2 separate regions of the Homo sapiens genome follow, and region 1 is linked to region 2. The links are chromatin contacts, found by Hi-C or POLR2A ChIA-PET in ENCODE. All regions are on one chromosome and are shown on one strand. Each heading gives the region's core, a stretch centred on a gene start or an enhancer-like site at or near the end of the contact. The rest is flanking DNA. Distances are from core to core; before and after follow the strand shown.

Region 1 (2,733 bases), core at 129-2,628, 69 kb after region 2:
TTTAAGAGTCAGCATCCTTGCCTTGTTACCAATCATGGGGGAAAAAATCTTTCACCATTAAATATCACATTAGGTTTAGATATTTACATAGATGTCATTTATCAGGTTTAGGATACAAAAATCATTTTTAAAAATTGCAAATAGAATCAGCAAAATATTAAAAATGAACCAGAAAAAATACACCATGATGAAGTACAGTTTATCTCAAGAATACAAGTTTGGTTTAACATTTAAGAATGAATCAAGTGGCCGGTCGCAGTGGTTCACGCCTGTAATCCCAGCACTTTGGGAGGCCGAGGTGGGCGGATCACCTGAGGTCGGGAGTTTGAGACCAGCCTAACCAACATGGAGAAACCCCATCTCTACTAAAAATATAAAATTAGCCGGGTGTGATGGCATATGCCTGTGGTCCCAGCTACTCGGGAGGCTGAGGCAGAATTGTTTGAACCCAGGAGGCAGAGGTTGCGGTGAGCCAAGATCACGCCACTGCACTCCAGCCGGGGCAACAAGAGCAAAACGCTACCTCAAAAAATTAAAAAAATAAAGGTCGGGCGCGGTGGCTCAAGCCTGTAATTCCACCACTCTAGGAGGCCGAGGCGGGCAGATCACGAGGTCAGGAGATCAAGACCATCCTGACTAACACAGTGAAACCCCACCTGTACTAAAAAATACAGAAAATTAGCCGGGCACCTGTAGTCCCAGCTACTCAGGAGGCTGAGGCAGAAGAATGGCGTGAACCCGGGAGGCGGAGCTTCCAGTGAGCCGAGATTGCACCACTGCACTCCAGCCTGGGCGACAGACCGAGACTCTGTCTCAAAATAAATAAATAAAAGAAACAAACAAGTATAATTCAACATATTAAGAAAATAAAGGAGAAAAGCAAATTATCTCAAAAGATGCAGATAAAAAGTTTAAGAGCAATCTATAATAGCACCCCAAAACACAAAATACCTAGGAATAAATTTAATAAAATATGTGCAAGATTTATATAATGAGAACTATAAGACATTAAAGAACAAGCGGAGAATACATAGTTCACTAATAGGAAGACTCAATATTGTTAAGATTTGACCTATAAAATACAATCCCAATCAAAATACCAGTTTGCATTTTCACAGAAATTGACAGTGATTCTAAAATGTGTACGGAAATACAAAGAATCCAGATTCACTAAAACAACTTTTAAAAAGACTAAGTTAAGAAACCCATAGTACCTAATTTCAAGACTCACTTAAAGACACAGTAACCAAAACAGTGTAGTGTTGGTATAAGGTAGATATAGAGATCACTGGAACCAAACAGGAAGTCCAGAAATAGACCACACATACATGGTCAATTGATTTTCGTTAACAGTGCCAAAATAACTTCAGAGCAACAGGAACTCTCATACACTACTACTGGGAATATAAAATGGTACTACTTTGAAAAACAGTTCATAGCTCTCTGCAGCCTCCAACTCCTGGGCTCTAGGCTATCTTCCCACCTCAGCCTCCCAAGTGGCTAGGACTAGGACATGCATCACCAAGCCTGGCTAATTTAATTTGGAAAAAAAAAAAAAAAAAAGAAAGAAAAAAAAATTTTGTAGAGACAGCATCTCGCCATGTTGCCCAGGCTGATCTAAGACTCTGGGGTCAAGTAATCACCTCCTGCCTTGGCCTCTCAAAGTGCTAGGATTACAGACCTGAGCCACTATGCCTGGCCAGTTTGGCATTTTCTTATAATGTTACACACATAATTGCCATCTCAAACAGTATAAATTCATTCATTCCGAGATATTTCCCAAGAGAACTGAAAACATGTCTGCATGAATACTTGTAACCAAATGTTCATAGCAGCTCAATTTATATTAGCAAAGACAAAAAAATCCCAAATATCTACCAATATGTGAATAAACAGACTGTAACATATCCATGGAGTAGACTACTACTCAGCAACAAAAAGGAATGAACTGCTGGTATACACAAAATGGATGAATCTTAATAATACTGTACTAGAGAAATGAAGCTATATCAAAGCAGTATTTAAGTATGATCCCATTCATAAGGACCTCTTAAAAAGTATACATCTAGTCTATAGTGATAAAAAGGAAATTAGTGGTTGCCTGGTGTTGGTGGTACAGAACTAAATGTTCAAGGACACAAGAGAACATTATAGGATAATGTACATGTAACAGATCTTGATTATAGTGAGGGTAACATGGGTGCATCAATTTGTCCAAACTCATCAAAATATACCCTTAATTTGTGTGCATGTTATTGATTATAAATTACATTTAACTAAGAGACAAAAACACTCCCCACCCTCTTGCCATAAAAAAAAAAGTAACAGCAGTCTTAGAATACAGTTTACCCAATAAAAAAGCTTTTAAAAATATACCAAGGACAAAATGAAATAAAATTATGATGAAAACAGTATGAATAATGAAGACAGCACTACATAAACCCAGAATGATGCTTTTGTGATAATACCAAAAGTCTAAAAGTGCTTCATAACTAGAAACAAAAAACTCCCAATTAGTTTTCCTTTTTTGTTTTGCTTGAGTTGGCCAAAAGGAATAACATGGAAAGTAAAATAGAGATATCCAGAATAATCTAAAACAATATTGTAAAGTAGATTTTGTTCTATTAAAGACACATAAGTCTAAACGAGCATAATGGCTTACCTAGGAGATTGGAGTAAATCACCATGGCTCATTTGGGCTAATAATTGCAAAAAAATACAGAAAGTACTCAT
Region 2 (2,700 bases), core at 43-2,542:
CAAAATAATATGCTCTGGAGAGCTGTGGTAAGACACTCTCAGAATTCTCTCAACAGAGGGTTGTTTGTATCTGCATTAATGTTGCAAATAATAAGTTATAAAGTGGATATTTTTTCAGAGTGATGATAGAAGAAAAAAATTCTTTATACAGTAGTATCCTTTCAAAGCCATTTAAGGTACAATCTTTGAATAAATGTAGCTATCATTTAATCTTACCAGTTTCTCCCTGCTTTTCTGTGTCGTATCTGAAAAATCTCACTAGAGAACAAGTAATTCTTCAGGTCCCATAAATACTAAAATCACAAAGTAAAGATATGTTATGACTCCACATAGTATCCACATGAGCAAGTTTAATCTTTAGCAATTTAAGAGTACTACAAAAGAGTAAAGTCCCCCCAGTTCCCACTTCAGCATACTTGGGGCTCCATTTTGAAGTGTCTTAAAGAGTAGAGAACCATATCAGTAAAGTGGTCAGATTCACTTTGAAAAAAGGAGCACATGTATAGTGTATTTTTTGAGATCTGTGTTAGATAATACTAATTATACTTTTAATTATATCCAACTTTAAATAGTATATTAAAACTGTAATTTACCTTTTAAAAATCCAGTAGGTGCCAGTTTAAATAAGGCAACTTTAGAAAAATTTCAAGGACTGATTCTTACTTAAATCAGGAGCATTACTTTCAAAATAAATTGGATACTGGTATTATAAACAAATACAAATCATTACAAAGAAACCTGGAGAGGTGAAAAAGATCCAAAATTTTTTCACATAAAGACAATCACTATAAGCAATTTTTTACTTACAATCTTTTTCCTTATGTAATTTAGATGATATATTTATGTTATTATTTTTTTAAAAGAGTCTTGCTATGTTGCTCAGGTTGGCCTTGAACTCCTGGGCTCAAGTGATCATTCTGCCTCAGCCTCTCAAATAGCTGGGACTATAGGCATGTGCTACCATGTCTGGCTGAGAAGATCCTTTTTAATAACATTTAGTTTCAATTTTAAAATATTAATATTAGTAAAAAATGATATTTAGGTAAAAGGTCCAACCACTTTTAATAAGTAGCTTTCAACTCTCTGAGTCCATTTCCTCCAGTAACATGTAGGAACTTAACAGTATTTTTGGGAGTGTAAAAGAACTGAAATGACAGGAAAATAAGAAATGAGTCAAGATTTGCCTGTGAGAAAGGACTGAGTATTACTATTCGAAACAACCTTTTTCTCACAGGAAGACAAATACCACATGATCTCACTTACATGTGGAAGCTAAGAGAGGTGATCTCATAGAAGTAGACAGTAGAATGGTGGTTACCAGAGGCTGGGAAGGGAAAGGGAGGGAAGGCAAAGATGGGGAGAGGATGGTCTGAAGGGCTACAAAGTTAGTTAGATGAACTAAGAAGAGTAAGTGCTGATGTTCTATTACATAGTGGGGCGACTACAGATAATAACAATGTATTATATTTCAAGATAGCTAGAAAAGTGGGTCTTGAACGTTATCACCACAAAGAAATTGGAAAGGTTTAAGATAAATGACATGTTAACCACCATGATTTTATCATTATACAATGTACACATGTATTGAAGCATCACACTGTACCCTAATAAACATGTACAATTATTATGTGTCAATTGTTTTTTAAAAAACAGTGAAAAAAAATCTAGCCTGTTTCTGATACCATTAGAACTGGAATTTTATTATTCTTTATTTTTGATTAAATTGAATTTCGACCAAAAGAACCTTCTATAAAACAATTATCTGGACCTTTGGTTTAGTTTATCGAATATTATTCAAAAATTTCAAAGACCCAGTTTATTTCTGAGATTAGTCTACATGCTTGTCTGATTTTATACCTTCATTAAGTTCCATCAATATAATAAACAGTACCTAGAAATCTTTACCCTTTGGATTCCTTTAAGCAGAATGATTCTTAACCATTTTTCCCCTCATCCCCTTGTCCAGTTTTCACCTTTACAATTCTGCTTTTAAGTTTTCCTGGAAAATTCCTTAAAACACATATTTTAATTTTACCAGATTTTACTTATTGCTCGGTAATTTTATCTCTAATATAAAAAGGAATGAATGCAAAGTAGAAAAATGCATCTTTAGGATGAAGCCAGATAACAAAGATAAATATTCCTTTAAACAAAAACAAAAAAACTATCATAAATCAAACTATTCTGGTCATTAGAAAAATTTATTAAGAGTCATGACATAAACCACTGTTGACCTAACCTTTAGGTTGAGAAGTCACTGACAACAAACTAAGTTATTTTCATCTGTCAACACTTTAAGATTAATGATTTTTCAATATTACTATTTATTTCACTTTGAGACAGAATAGAGAAGCAGTGGTAATTTTAGTTCATCTACTATCAAGATAAACGACAGTATGATAGGTATAAATTCAAACCTGGATTCCAGATTTTCAGTTCAGCGCACCTGACTTTTTGGAAGTGCTAAACCTTTTGTTTTGTTTTTTGTTTAAATTTCTACTCTTTGGTAGAATGAAATTGTATGTCCCAAACTAGTGAGCCATTCTCTATTAATGTTTAACATCCATAATACATTAACGTTCACTTGATCCAACTCAGATACTTTGGCAAGGAAGAGGATTAGATCTACCAAATCTGGGTTCTACATCTAAAAAGATTTGGGGCCATGATACAAAAATGACTAATTTGGAAGTATATGTT

Evidence for each region. A loop is a pair of places that touch in the nucleus more often than their neighbours do. ChIA-PET counts read pairs that join two places held with the same protein, here RNA polymerase II (POLR2A). Pooled maps may share reads with other maps.
Region 1: a pooled map shows a loop between it and region 2 (2.9-fold over the local background). The contact joins two enhancer-like sites. A Hi-C loop is called at or near these places in 1 of 168 maps with a recorded cell type or tissue (endothelial cell of hepatic sinusoid), 3 of 37 single-sample maps with no recorded cell type and 3 of 50 pooled maps. POLR2A ChIA-PET finds 5 or more read pairs at or near these places in 1 of 52 experiments (OCI-LY7).

What each region holds. Positions count from the first base shown.
Region 1 is chr5:94,630,801-94,633,533 of GRCh38, reverse strand. The region is part of intron 4 of SLF1 (SMC5/6 complex localization factor 1); the gene reads right to left. Among named protein-coding and RNA genes, the nearest start is that of SLF1, 13 kb to the right of the region's middle. RefSeq lists an enhancer at 83-582. Within about 2 kb of position 1,378, at least 3 of the 41 ENCODE cell types and tissues checked have a DNase peak (open chromatin) inside an H3K27ac peak, as active enhancers do.
Region 2 is chr5:94,699,288-94,701,987 of GRCh38, reverse strand. No RefSeq gene overlaps it. Among named protein-coding and RNA genes, the nearest start is that of SLF1, 82 kb to the right of the region's middle. Within about 2 kb of position 1,292, at least 2 of the 41 ENCODE cell types and tissues checked have a DNase peak (open chromatin) inside an H3K27ac peak, as active enhancers do.